Regions from separate parts of the Homo sapiens genome. Here region 2 is linked to region 1. A link is a contact called in ENCODE Hi-C or POLR2A ChIA-PET data. All regions are on one chromosome and are shown on one strand. Each heading gives the region's core, a stretch centred on a gene start or an enhancer-like site at or near the end of the contact. The rest is flanking DNA. Distances are from core to core; before and after follow the strand shown. Region 1 overlaps SNX5 (sorting nexin 5). Region 2 overlaps BFSP1 (beaded filament structural protein 1).

Region 1 (7,379 bases), core at 2,596-5,095:
GAAACAACCACAATAAAACCACCACCATTTTATTGTGCTTGGGCTTCTGGGAGGCTAGAGTCTGGACAGGCCTTAGTGGGAATGACTCGTCTCTGTTACATAACATCTGGGGCTTCAGCTAGGAAGATGTGAGTGTCTTGCGGGGGCAACTGTCTAATACAGTAGCCCCTAGGCTCATGTGACTATTTAAACAGAAATTAATTAAAATTAAGCAAAATAAAAACTTAGCTTCCTCAATTGCACCAGCCACATTCCAGGTGCTTAATAGAGAAGTGCCAGACTTGGCTGGGCGCAGTGGCTCACGCCTGCAATCCCAGCACTTTGGGAGGCCGAGGTGAGAGGAACCCTTGAGCTCAGGAGTTCGAGACCAGCCTGGGCAATACAGGTAGACCCTGTCTCTGTAAAAAATAAAAAATTAAAATAATTTTTACAAAAGAGAGAATTGCCATACTTGGCAGATAAAAATACAGGACACCCAGTGAAATCCGAATTTTAAATAATCAACAAATTTTTTTTTAGAATAACTATGTTCCAAATATTGCATGGTATGTATTACACTATATTATTTGTTGTATGGAATTCAAATTTGGCAGTGTTCCATGTTTTATCTAAATCCCAGCTAACATGTGGCTAACGACCACTAGGCTGGACGGCACAGATACCGAACATTCCCGTCACACAGAAAGTCCTTATGAACACTGCTGCTCTGGAGAGGTCTTCACTCACCTGTCTGCTTCCTGGGCTGGGAGGACGTGAAGACGGGGCTTCACTGGAATGTGGGACCTCTGTATCTGGCGTGGGTCCTCACGGATGGCAACCACATTCCAAGAGAGTGGCCCAAGAGCAAGGCTTCCTCCGCTCTGTACCTGGAGGTTACCCGCCAGCGTCACTTCTGTCCTGTTCTGGTGGGTTACACATGTGCCATTCCAGCCAACCCAGGTTCAAGAGGAGGGGGATCCGATTCCTTCTGATGGGAAAGCTGCAAGATCACATTACAGAAGAGTATACGGGACTGGAAATATTGTTGGAAAATACAACGTTGGAGTTGGGGACATCAAATCACGTAGGGCTTTGTAGTTGTTGGAAGGACTGGGGCTTTGAGTCAAACAGGGAGTCATGAAGGGTATTTGCAGAGTAGGGTCACAATCTGACTCATGTGCGAAGAAGATTCCTTTGGCTGTTGCAAGTGAATAAAACGTAGGGGGTGAAGGCAGAGTCTGGGAGTTTCCTTAGGTTGTACCTAGCCCTAAACTAAACTGAAATCAGACCCCAGCCTAGTACTTGGTGGTGGAGTTGGCATGACGATCCCAGCTTCTGGACCCTATTTCCCTCTTCCCTGCAACAAGGACCCTTGCAAGTAGCCCCTCCCCTCACACCAGCTTCACCTCTTGCCCCCAATTCTGAGGCGAGTCACATCTGGTCAGTTTCACTCCCCCGCCCCCTCCTATGGCGACAAGTGCTTTAACAGACAGTGCAAAAGGGGTCAAAAGCACTGCAGACATGAACCAGACTTTAGAAAAACACATAGCGCGAGCCCTGTTGGGATTCGCAGCAGGCGTTTCCAATGTTTTTCTCGAGACTGCAGGCTTGGGATTTCCTGTCTTCTGAGGCATTCGCTGAGCAGGCCAAGATCAGCTTCATAGGAAGGCAGGAATGGGGCTTCCTACATTGCTGTCTGCAGGCTCTCTCTGGCTCCTTTCCTCTCCTCCCCTTAGGGTCTTTTTTGTGTATTCTTTCTCCTACTTCTGACACTTTTTCTGCCCCCAGATAAATGTCCAGCCACCTGCCTCCCAACAGGACTGAATCACGGGATCATGATACAATCAACAAATCCAAGGAGCTGAGAGGCCCCGGGAGCTGCAGCTGCATCCAGCTGGAATCTTGAAGGCTGGCTCTAGCTACGGGTTTCCACCCTCATGCGAAGTGTGCCAACTGCTTCGCAGAAACCTCCTAACTTCAGCAGGGCAGAGCAATGGGAAGCTATGTCAAGAATTGCTATGGGTATCCGGCCTGATTTAGGGGTAACTGATACACAGCCTAACACCGCACAGCACCGTTCTTATTAACTGTTCCTTGACTTTGCCCTGTCTTAGGTTGACCGTCCAGAGCATGGGTCATCCCCTCCCTGTCTTTTTGCAATGTAGAGAGGATGGGGTAAACAACAAACACATGACCTCCATTCCCTCTCCAAACCCCATCAGAACAACTGGAAAGGATCTGCAATGTAACAGTTAAAAAGTAAGGCCGTTCATAAACAGTTCCTGAAACCCAAGCAGCTGGCCAGTCTCCTGCTCCATTTCCTTGCAGCAAGTTTCAGTGGAAACTCTATACCCCAAACCCCCAAATCCCTACCCTTTGACTGATGCGAAAAATCCCCCCAAACAGGCCTTTGTTCCTTTAGCTGAGGACACACCAAATGTATTAATGAACGTGGATAAGAGCTGGAAGGCAACTATCAGAAGTGGCTGTGGACTAGGATTACAGGCTGTTATTTTCCTGGCCTGAATATTACAGGTCCCACAACTTAAGAAGCTTTAAAGGAGGTTTGTAAAGCATGTATTAAAAAATAAGGCAGGCCCAGTTGGGCAGTGGCTCATGCCTGTAATCCCGTTTTGGGAGGCTGAGATGGGAGGACTGTTTGAGGCCAGGAGTTCAAGACCACCCAGGGCAATATAACAAGACCCGTCTCTACAAAGATTTTTTTAAAAAAATTACTCAGGCATGGTGGCGTGTGCCTGTAATCCCAGTTACTTGGGAGGCTGAGGTGGGAGGATGGCTTCAGCCCAGGAGCTGGAGGCTGTCATGAGCCATGACCGCACCACTGCACTCCAGCCTGGGCAACAGTGAGACCCTGTCTCAGAAACAACCAACCAACCAAAAAAAAGAAAGGCTCAATTAAAAATTAAAATCCTCCCAAACAGCTACCTAAACCATTCACAACTTCTAGCTAATGAAGACTTTGGTTGGGTGGGGTGGTTGCTGAAGGCAGGGAAGAGGCTGGGAGGCTCAGGGCCTCTGTGCTTGTCTGCAGGGGGCCCTCACCTCTTCCTCATGGGAAGCAGGCCGTGGAAGGACAAAGATGCAAAAGAGCTGTTTTGGGGCCTCAGGAAAACTCCTCCATGGATCTCCACGGAGAGAGAGAACCAACAGCAGAAAACCTCCAGAATCCAACCCCAATGCTGGCATCCTGAATCGTTTTTTGTAAACAATTCCTATTCGGATAGGAAAAAAATCTAGAAACATTTAATAACTTATTCTTGAGATGTGGTATTTTACTGTTATTTTGTTTTACAAGATGTGGGGACTTCATTAAATCCCTACATGTATTAAAGTTAGAAATAAACATTAAAACCAAAAAAGTCAATGGTTTTGAATGGTGACAAACCAAACCTCCAATAAGAAATCACTGTGGGCAGCTCACCCACGCAAGGGGCACCTTGTGTATGTGCGAGGAGTGGATGGGGAAGGGCGTCCCCTGGACCTTGCAGACCCAGCTGTGTCTAAAGGACATAACTGATCACTGCCCAAATGTTGTCCACCACCCCCAACTTCCTTCCAGACACATCACATGGCCTGGCTGTGAACCCCCATCAACATCACAACTGTTTTGACACCAGGCTCAGATGGGGAGTTCTCGAACAGCATGGCCTCAGCAATGGAGGTTGTGTCTTGGGTAACCAGAAACCTGAAGCCCGCAGGAATCCTGGAGGGGACTGCTGGTCTGGGAAAACACCATTCAGAACTACTTAACTCTCAAGTAGCCTGACATTTCTCTTCCTGCTACCTTAGCTATAAGCTGATAATCTGAGCAGCTCTGCGGGGATACCAGGCTCCTGCTCAGCTGTGGGTGGGCAGGTGGCTGTGCTGGGTCGCCCCTGCCGCCTACAGGCAGAAAGCGGATGGTGCAAGGTTTCCTTCCAAACGGAAATCGCCCTTCACAGAGCTGAGCCTGGGAATTACCACAAAGAAACCTCACAAAGAAAAGGTGCGCAAGGCAAATGTTCAGAAAACAGACCCCTAAACCCTGAGATGGCACAAGTGAATGTGTTGGGTGGTGAACTGGCCAAATGCTTGTGCTCTGTCACCACAAACGACCCCAGTGGTCTGACATGACCTCAACGGCTTCACAGACCAGGGGTGTGCTTTCCTTCCTCGTGACAATCTCCTAATTTTGCTTTTCAGAGTGGGGGAGGGCGGGGAGAGGGGAGGTGGATGGCAGTTGTCCCTGTTGTCTAGTCTGGAGTACAGTGGTGTGATTTTAACTTACTACAGCCTTGAACTCCTGGGCACAAGCAGTCCTCCCACCACCTCAGCCCTCCAGGTGTATGCCACCACTGTAGGTTAGCATTTTTTGTAGACACGGTTGCGCTGTTTCTCAGGCTGGATCCTAGCTTTTAATGAAATCGTATGACATGTGAACTGTGCAGTTTTGCGTGTGCCACGAGGCAACTTTCTCAGCCGTGCCTTGGGCAAGTCACAGCCTTTTTGGCCTGGATGCCTTAAGGCAGCCCATCTGAAACCACTTCCCATTCCCATTTCTAGAAACCTTCAAGGGTTCCCTATGAATTGTGCACCCACATGGGTTTTCCTGGAGGATCACTAGTTCTCAGAACCATACAAGCACACAGCAAAAGCCTCTCCACACATCACCCTGAAGTGACCCAAATTCCCATTTCTCAATGTGGGACCTATGCTCTCCTGCACTCCAGCAAGATAGCTGTGGATTCCCACCTGATGCTGTTCCTCCTGCTGCCAAGTGCCTGCCTGCCTTTCCAGGTCTCAGCACACCACACAGGTCGCAGTCAGCATCTAAACCCATCCCCCCACCCCAGACCACTATGAATGCACCCTCACATACAGGTAAAGGTAGCAACTCACTAGGTGACTGACAGAAGGGGAAAGGTGACTACATCCCTGACCCAGAGTGCCTCAAATTTCCTAAGTGACTGTCAGGTGCAATTTAATGAAAAGCCTTGGAACAAATACAGCAGGTAAAACATCTACAATCATACCATCCATGAAGGCTGTATTAGAGATTGCTGGCATAAAACTAATTTGAGGGGCCTCTGAAGTGCTGACTCCAGCTCACAGATCAGTCAGCTGAGAGAGGCAGCCTAGATCACTTGGTGAGCAGCAGACCCAGCACTCAAGATTCATGCCTCTGCTGTCCATTTGACAAGGTTTAGTCTCAAGAAAATGCACCAAGGCCCCGAGGCCAACAGCCAGAGCTCCACCAATCAGGGCTGATCACACTGGTGCTCAAGCACTGCGGCCCAGGAACCTGACTGCAGGAGTGCTGGCTCTACACTAACAGAATGCTGGGCGTGTGTGGGTGGCTGCTGTGGACATTATGGGGGAGATGGGTAGGAAGGACAGATTTGGTTAGGAGCCCAGACTGAAGTTACAACTGCCAAGTTTAAATTCACTCATTTTGTGCACCGTTTCCCAAGTATGTACTGTGAAGGTAGAAGGCACTGTGGCCGCCTGTAAATAGCTGGGGAGGCAAGACACGAAGACCAGATAAATGTTAAGAAACATGCTCCCTGTATGTATTGAAATCAGTTCTGCAACCCTCATACCAGTTGGCTGTAACAGATGCTAAATGTGGTGGGTAAAATGTTTTTAGTCTCATGGTCTTACCATGAATTACTTATTAGAAAGGTAAAGGAGATTACCACCCTAAGTGCTCAGTCATCAACAAAGGAATAGACACACAACTCCTGAAGACATGTCATTGGCACCAGGGAGTGGTTTCGTGGAAGACAATTTTTCCATGGACAAGGTGGGGTGTGGAAAGGGATGGCTTCCAGATGAAACCATTCCACATCAGATCATCAGGCATTTGATTCTCCTAAGGAGCGCACAACCTAGACCTGTTGCATGCCCAGTTCACAATACTGGGTTTGCACTCCTATGAGAATCTAATGCTGCTGCTAATCTGACAGGAGGCGAACCTCAGGCGGCAATGCTGGCTCACCTCTTCCTAACAAGCCATGGACCTGAGACTGGGGACCACTGCCCTATGGTAAAGGCCCTGGCCAAAATGCAAACCTCCATCAGGTCAGGAGCAAACAGACAAACCCACATTTAGAGACCATCTAAAAAAGGCCTGGAGTACTTAAGAATGTCAAGACTAGGACAAATTTCCCCTGACCGCCCCCAGGACTCTGGGCAGAACCTGAAAACCCTGTAACCACAGCCAAACCCTAGCACCACCTGCACTCCTGGGACACACTCTGGTTGTAGTTTCCACGAAAACAGGCCGTACATTAGTAGCACGATTATTTTATTATATGCTTTATAAAAAAACAAACACCCAAAGACATACAACACACCGCCCTCACCCCCCAGCGGCCATTAGGGAGGGGGCTTATACTTTTCCTAATGTAGATCTGGCCATCTTATAAAGCAGACCACATTATTTGTTTCCATATATACCTGTAGATATTTCTCTCCCCTCAAATATTTATATCTCGACTAAAAAAAGGAGGTGCAAAGAGTATATAAAGATAAATGAGATTTTCTTGCTGTTGTTATAGTACAAACACCAGATGACTACCAGTGGAGTAACAGGGCAAAACAAAAACACAAACCCCACCTTCAGTGAGGAATGGAAGGTCTGTTACCGACCTCAAGTAGCTGAATCACCTGCTGTAACTGGCACCTCCCTGACAATCATGGGTTTGTAGGGACATGGGCCAGGTGATGGCTTCTACTTGTTTCCAGAAGGCTAATGTGTCCTACACCCTTTCTTAGTAACTAAAGACGAACTACGGGAGAACCCAGTATTTGGATTCTGCCCAGAGGTATTAAATGCACAAGGAAAAATTAGTTATGTCCAAGTAGCAAGCAATAATATTTTTAAACCAACATGGTTAAATGTTAAGATTTGTAGAAATCAAAATATTTATTCACATAATTTTAAACTAAAGTTGAAGCTAATATATCTTCCGTGGTAATGATTTAAGTGCAAGTGATGCTTGGCTTTCTTTCACATTCATTTCTTTTCTTCTGAGTGAAGGCATATCAGTTATTCTTGAACAAGTCAATACAGCTCTGCAAAAGGGAGACATTGTTCTGTGGGGAAAAAAGGCAAGGCAGACCAGTGAATTATTAAAACTTGCCATATACCTGGAATGACTCAAGTACACCAACACGGCTTTTCACGGGAGGTTTAAAGTCAGCCAGAGCAAGCTGGCCCTTCTCTTCATCAAATCCCAGGTGAACTGCAACGTACCACGCATCCCCATTTCATGTTTCAGCTCCTCTCCCTCAGTGGGTAAGGCTACCAGCCAAAGAGCCGACGTTCACTCCAGCACCTCTGCCCTCACCTGCTTGCTCCTAAATGTGATCCTGCTTACTGTAACTTCTTAAGACAC
Region 2 (7,379 bases), core at 1-2,500, 430 kb before region 1:
GTCCAGTGAAGTGATGACTTGGTTTATAAAAGTGGACTGATGTCTATACCGATGTGGTTTTTACAGCTCCATAATTTAAACCTTTCATCAGAAGGAAGAGTGTTCAGGAAAACCAGTAAGAGCTCCTGTCTCAGGAGCTCAACAGGAATGGAGATGCCTGTGACGAGAGCCACTGTGGCACGGCGTCCACTGCCACCCAGCACCAGCCTGGCCGAGGAGAATGAGACACGGACCCTCCTCTAGAAGGCCGCAGTCCAGCAGGGGAGGCACGCCCAGGGCATCTCAGAGGAAGAAAGGGGCTTCCAGGAGGAGGCAGGACCGGTCCTGGGAACCGAGGAAGGAAAGGGACTTCCAGAAAGGAGAGAAGGAATGAGCAAAGGGGAGGTCCCAGAAACTGCAGGAGGGGTCAGGAGACGAAGAGAAGAGAGGTTGGCCCAGGGTTCCTCCAACGGTGGGGCCATGTGGCAACCTGAACTTTATCCGGAGCCAGGTGACTGCTGTTTCTGCCTGGACCGTTAGATTGCCTGGTTTATATCTGTCTCCCCACTGGGCTGTGAGCCGCTGAGGGCACGACACAGGCAGGAGCCTGACGCGAGCCCCATCTGGAGGGGTGAGCTCTCACCTCAGTCCTTAGGACCCCAGACACCTTTAGGTGTAAGGTTTTTTTTTTGTTTTTGTTTTTGTTTTTGTTTTGTCTTAAAAAAAAAAAAAAGGAAACTCATTACATACTGTCTTACACAAACTAAACCACTAGATGGTGCTAAGTGACTTTAATGAGAAATGAGACATGGGCGGTTCCCACTTTGCAATTTTAAAAAGTGACTTTCTTTACTTCCCTGTCACAGAAACTCTCAGTCCATGCAATTTAGGGAACTAGAATTACCTGTCCTTTCCTCTCCACCTGTCCGAAGTGCTTCCTCCGGGGCTCTTACGGGTATATGTGCACTTATTTGAAGGAGAGGCTTCCAGCTTCCAGCTCCAAGCCCAGGCACTATTCTCCCATCGTCCGCCCAGCGTCTCCCAGACTGAGCCCGCAGAGCCACGTGGAGGGCTTAAACAAGGCGCACCGGCCCGCCCCAGAGCTCCTGGGTCAGTGGTCTGGGGTGCCTGTGAATCTGCATTTCTGACAAGTTCCCAGGTGGTGCCCCCGCTGCTGGGACGGGGACCTCACCCTGACGACCCCTGCTGTGGAGAGTTCGGGAAGCTTCGGACGCCCTAACCATAGGCGGAACCCGCTGCCACGGCCCTGGTGCTAGCAGACGCTCTCTCTCGGCCCGCCCTCCACCGAGTTCCGGCCACAGAGCGGGCCCTGCCCGGCGGTGTGCGGCCACATCTTCCTTCAGCTCTAGCTTAGCTGCTACATTGGGAAGCCACTAAAACCTTTAAAACCAGCAAAAACCCAGCCACAAACATTTGAAATGAGGCCCAAGCCTGGGACACAGGGGGACCAGGTGGAACATTCGCCCACTCCCTGGGACCCGCCCTTACCCTGTGGTTCTCAGTGTGGCTCCTGGACCAGCCGCAGCACCATCACAGGGACACCTAGACATGCAGCATCCCGGGCCACACCCCAGACCCACTGAGTCAGGAGCTCCCGGGCGCACCCAGCCACGTCTGGGTTTTCATCAGAGCTAAGGAGGCAGAATTTTGGCCCCCGTGACCTTTTCCCCTTGGTGCTACACCCTTGAATATGTTACATGGCAAAAAGGGACTTTGCAGATATAATTAAAGTTCTTAATCAGTTACCCTTTTTTAAGGAAAGGAGTTTATTCAAGATTATCCCCTAAAAACAGAAGTCAGAGAAACGTGTAAGTCCAAGTCATTGAGATGAGACGCAGGAAGAGGGTTCAGAGTTCGCTGCCGGCTCCGAACGTGGAGGGGCCTGAAGCCAAGGAGCCTGGGCAGCCCTGACAGCCACTCCTGGCCAGCAGCCGGCAAAGAAACAGGGTCCTCACTCCTGCCAAGAACTTGAATGAGACTGGAAGCAAATTCTCCCCTAACAGCCTCTGGACAAGGGCCCAGGCTGGCCAACATCTTTCTTTCTACCTTTTGAGACCCAGAGCAGAGAAACCGATAGGACCCACCCAGACTTCCCACCTACACAACTGCGATGACACGGGTGCTGGTGGTGACTCATCAAGGCAGCAACAGAAAATGGACACAGCCGTGTTTCATCAGCTACATGCTATAGCTTGTTACTGAGTGAGTATAAGCACATCTGTCATTTTATTTAAAATGATTCAGTAATATTTTGATAACTGTTTTAATATAATTAGTTTCTTTTTTTTTTTTTTTGGAAACGGGGTCTCATTCTGTTGCCCAGGCTGGAGTGCAGTGGCTCAGTCTCAGCTCACTGCAGCCTCAACCTCTCCAGGCTCAGGCAGTCCTCCCATGTCAGCTTCCTAAGTAGCTGGAACCACAGGCACGCACCACCACGCCCAGCTAATTTTTGTATTTTTTGTAGAGGTGGGGTTTCGTCATGTGGCCCAGGCTGGTCTCAAATTCCTGGACTCGAGCAGTCCACTCACCTTGCCCTCCCAAAGTGCTGGCATTACAGGCGTGAGCCACCACACCCAGCCTGGTTTCCTTTAAATTATCTGTATTTTATTTTATGCCTTTACCATCATTTTTCTGAGAAGCGGTCTCCATCAGAATGCCACGGGTGGGAGTGGAGGAGGCAGCACAGAAGAGATGTTTGAGACCCTGCTTTAGAGACGAGGGCAGCAGGGAAAAGCCAGGAAGTCCTCCTGCAGCCACTCAGGACAGAAACAGGCGGCCAACCAGCGGTTTCATTTCATGTTCTCAGAAACCAGGTTAATCTGTTGTGAAATTTCTTATTTTGATATTCAACAAATACCTGTACATAAAGAGAGGAACATTCTTTTTGTCCTGGAACTGGAATTTGCCATCTAGGCTGGGCTCCTTCATCTTTCTCAGTATCTCTAGGGCAGTGGTTTTCAACTTTATCACCACCGCCCCAGGAAAAACCACATTTCTCATTGCGAGCCATACACATCAGATAGGTAGGTGTGTGTGTGTGTGTGTGTGTGTGTGTGTGTGTATTTCAACATATCCATATGGATATAGAGAGATAAAACAAGGGCTTCACAAAACAAATCCTCCCTTTCACTTGCTGTACACTCTGTTTTTCTTATTATATTTTAGTCTAGCATTTTGTTGACTTCCTTTTACATGCCAGTCAATTCTACTGAGTTCATTTTACATCCAAAAATGAGTTGTCACTAGCCATTTGGAAAACACTGGTCTCTAGGACCACGACTGGGCTTGTATCCACGTCCCTATTCACATACACAGCACACACACATACACATGACACACACACACCACACACACTTCACATACACATCCCACATATATCACACATACCATGTATATCACACACACACACCCCATGTACACAAACACATACAACCCTTATTCTATCCTGTCAGAGCCTCAGAAGAAACCACACAGGCCCCAGTCACCAGGATGAGGCACATGGTCCCTGAGCCAGGGTTTGTCTCACAAGAAGGAGGAGTTTTAAGTGCCTTACTTGGTTCCTCCTGCTGCGATCGTCAGTTCAGGGGACCACCACAGACCCGGGTTTGCTTTCCAGCAGCCCCTGAGAGCTGCTGCACTGTGAGTTTTGTGTGGTGCGTGCTGGGATGGGAATTAGGATGTGAACTCCAAGGTCCCAAAATGAAATCCTGAGCAGACATGGGGGCACTGGAAATCAATAAAAAGCGCTACATCTAGTTGTGGCTTCACATTTTTAGACAGAGTAACACATAACATCCAAATGGTCCAGGCTTTCTGAAGTGTCCGATTTTTACACGTTTTGCTCTCTTGTCCCCATGTGTACTTGTCAAACCAAATGTCAACTTACTTTTTGGTTTGGGAAATGTGGTTAGAGAGCCATACAAAGGTGCAGTATTTTAACCCAAGCGTCCCTGTGGAATGACCTGCTGTAGGGTAATGAGAAAGAGAGAGAACCGGAAGGAACAAAGAAGATGAGCCGGCAAGTAGCCAAGAAGGCACAGGCCACAGGACAGTTTGGGGCTTTTCTGTTTTGTTTTCAAATTAAGCTTCACCCAAAAGGGGTGGGGGTAGAAATGTGAGCTTTCCACCAACACGTTTCTAACTAGAAGCAAACACTGATACAACCACTCTTGCCGGGTTGTAATCAAATTCCGAAGGAGAACTGTTACCATGAGAAGGAAAACAGAAGCACAGATTTGAACAAGTGGAGGATAAAAATCCCTATGGTGTCCGTTTCTTCTTATTCTTACGAAGCTTGACCTGGGCAAAATGAATGCATGATGTAGACACTGGGGCAGCCTAAGCCTAAGACTCGGTGGGGAGGGCATGACTCGAAGGAGTCCCAAGGGGCACCTCTGAGGGGCCAGGAATGAGCGTGGCACCTGTGTCCCCCAGCTCAGGACTCTCCCTGTGTCCTGGAAAACTCCTCAGTCCAGGCCAGAGCAGAGCGCTTGGCCACCCACTCAGAAAACCCCGTTTCTGCCAGGAACATAGGATATGTTCAGCGTGTGACAGCTCCTCAAGCTGCATGCGTGTGCCTGCGCGTAACACCTCCATGAAACATGTGGGAAGCCCCAATGCACACGCGGCAGACTCGAGCGTACCTGTGCCTGCAGCTCCACTCTCTGCGCCTGCAGGTGGGAGAGCACCTCCCGGCCCTCCTCCAGCTGACTCCGCAGGGCGGCCACCTCCCGCTCCGTCAGGAGCTTCTCCTGCACAGAGAAGGCCAGAGTCAGACTCATGGGACATGCAGAGAGGAAAAGGGCAGAGAAGGTGCGGGGCCCTGGTATGGACGGAATATCCGTGTCCCCCTGAATTCTGTGTTGAAGCCCTAACTAACTCCCAAGATGAAGGTTTTAGGAGACCTTTGGAAGGTGTTAGGGTTAGATGAGGTCATGAGGATGGGGGGCCCCATCATGTGATTAGGGTCTTTGTAAGAACAAGAAGAGACACCAGAGCCCCCACCCCCACCCCCTGTCTGTCTGTCACGTGAGACACAGCAAGAAGGCAGCCGTCTTCAAGCCAGAAAGAGAGCCCTCACCAGACACCAATTCTGCTGGCATCTTGATCTTGGACTTCCAGCACCCAGGACAGTGAGAAGTAAATGTCTGCCTGTCGGCCCTCCCATCTGTAGTGTCCTGTTATAGTAGCCTGAGAAGACTAAGCCAGGCCCACAGCACAGCCATCAATGCCTTTTGCTTTGTCTTCAAAGTCTGAACCTCCTTGGGAGTGTGACATGCCGGGACCAAGTACCAGGAGACCAGAGCTTAGACCTGGCTGTGCCATGAACCTACTAAGAGACTCTAGAAAAGGATTTGACTCTCAAAGCCTCTGTTTTCCCTTCTGTGAAAGGGAAAACCTGGAATGCACACTCTCGAAGAAAATGAAGGCTGGTTGGAGCCGCGAGCCATACGCTGTGCTCGGATGTCAGCGCAGCACAAAGCAGGAGCCATCAGCCCCAGTGGGTGAAAGGGAAGTGACGCTCCAGGGAATGGCTAGAAGGAAATCCTCTGACCTCTCCACACTCTGCCAAGCAGGTCCCTCTCTCCTGACCTGCCTTTCCACGTCTATTCAAAAATATTCAAATTGTTTCACAAAGGCCTGACTGCTCAAGAGCCATGCATTCTGACACAGAGCACATTGACTCGAAGCCATGCAAAATCAAACACCAAGTCTACAATGAGGGTTTCTGTGTCCAGAGGCTGCATGGAAGACAGCCTCTGCTTCAAACACCTTACAAAGTGGCTGCAGCAATGACATAGACATACAGGAAAGTGACCGTCTAACTTGATTGTAGAATTGCTAAGCTAAGACTCATAAAGATGTGACACTTTCTCAATCGGTGCTTCTCTATCCTGAGCATGCACACGAGTCCCTGCGGATCTGGCTAAGATGCAGATTCTGCCTCAGTGGGTCTGAGGCTGGACTGGACACTCTGCACGTCTCACAAGCCCAGACGATGCTGATCGATGACATCAAAGTCAGTTTAGTGTCTGTATACTTATGACTTAGAAGGGTCTTATTACATGGGAATAGATGATACAATTCAAAAGGTATGCTCGGATGTAAAACACCTTTGAGTTAGAGTTGGGTTTGAAAAATAAAAGTAACATCTCTGGAAAGGAATCTCTGGGAAAGAAAATTAAGGCTTCAGGAAAAGTTTTTTTAGGCCTTTGTAGCAACATCAGTTACATCCACTAAGGAGAACAGGATCCTGAAATGGTAACTGGTGGGCAATTCAGACAAGACTATCCTCATGAATGCCAAAAAAAGTAACTTTCCTGTCGCTTAGATGATACTTTGCAGGGTTCAAAAGTGTCTTCTAAAGCAAATTTGGGGATTTCTTTAGCTTTGTATAAAATAATTAAGACGAAAAAGTTCAGGCAGCCGGTGACCCCAGCCCATGGGTTCTGCAGCAGTTTGTCTGCATGCTGGTCCTGGGCAGGCCCCACCTCCTGGGAAGCCCATTCATTGACTCGGAGCATGGCCTGAGCACACATCTAGGCAATTTCAAGTGTCACCAGGGTTGAGAGCCACCATCCTAGGTCATCCTTGCAAAAAGACCCAGAACCTTATCTCTTGACCAATCCACCAAACCCTGTAGTAGCCTACCACAACCTCTGAAGAAGGGACACTGTAACATTTTTATTTAATTTGCATCATTTCCAGTGTTTGTGGGGTTTTTTTGCTTCTTGTTTGTTTGTTTGTTTAGAGATGGGGTCTTGCTATGTTGTTCAGGCTGGTATTGAACTCCTAGCCTCAAATGATCCTCCCACCTCAGCCTCCTGAGTAGTTGGGATTACAAGCATGAGCCACCTCACTCAGCACCAGTCTATATATATATATATCATGCTATGCATCACAAAATTCCATAAACCATATTAGGAAAAGCGTTACTATCCCGTTGAGCAGCTAGAGAGTCAAATGAAGAAGGAATTTGGAACATAATATCAGAAGTAATTTTTCATATCCAAATCTTAATTTTTACAAATTGGCTTCAACAATCTCTATCCTTTCCCACTAGTTTCAATGCCACAGGCTCACATAATCATTAGCAGAGCTCCGTCTTGGAAATATATTCACTAATTATCTGAGATTATCTGTATTTGAAATTCATTATCAGATTGATAGGGAGAATAAGGAAACAAACCAATTTTTTAAATGGGCAAGAGGCTTGAGCAGATACTTCCACAAAGAAGCTATCCGGATGGCAGATGAGTGCACAAAAGGATGCTCGGCTTCCTTAGTCATTAGGGGATGCAAATTAAAACCACCACCATTAGAAGAGCAAAGACACACTACAAAGCTGACATACCAAGTGCTGGCAAGGACAGGAAGCC

What was found. A loop is a pair of places that touch in the nucleus more often than their neighbours do. ChIA-PET counts read pairs that join two places held with the same protein, here RNA polymerase II (POLR2A). Pooled maps may share reads with other maps.
Region 2: a loop to region 1 is called in a map of Panc1, with 34 times the contacts of the local background. The contact joins two enhancer-like sites. A Hi-C loop is called at or near these places in 27 of 168 maps with a recorded cell type or tissue (B cell, CD14-positive monocyte, CD4-positive, alpha-beta memory T cell and 22 more), 27 of 37 single-sample maps with no recorded cell type and 30 of 50 pooled maps. POLR2A ChIA-PET finds 5 or more read pairs at or near these places in 4 of 52 experiments (CD4-positive, alpha-beta memory T cell, H1, HepG2 and 1 more).

The regions. Positions count from the first base shown.
Region 1 is chr20:17,935,331-17,942,709 of GRCh38, forward strand. It overlaps SNX5 (sorting nexin 5), which reads right to left. Exons shown (of 13, transcript NM_014426.4): 13 at 6,270-7,077. The coding sequence ends at 7,027. Among named protein-coding and RNA genes, the nearest start is that of SNORD17, 24 kb to the right of the region's middle. RefSeq lists enhancers at 3,382-3,975, 3,608-3,737, 4,978-5,067, 5,098-5,187, 5,163-5,754. Within about 2 kb of position 3,846, at least 11 of the 41 ENCODE cell types and tissues checked have a DNase peak (open chromatin) inside an H3K27ac peak, as active enhancers do.
Region 2 is chr20:17,504,246-17,511,624 of GRCh38, forward strand. BFSP1 (beaded filament structural protein 1) reads right to left here. Exons shown (of 8, transcript NM_001195.5): 5 at 4,644-4,751. Among named protein-coding and RNA genes, the nearest start is that of BFSP1, 23 kb to the right of the region's middle. RefSeq lists an enhancer at 267-790. Within about 2 kb of position 1,251, at least 19 of the 41 ENCODE cell types and tissues checked have a DNase peak (open chromatin) inside an H3K27ac peak, as active enhancers do.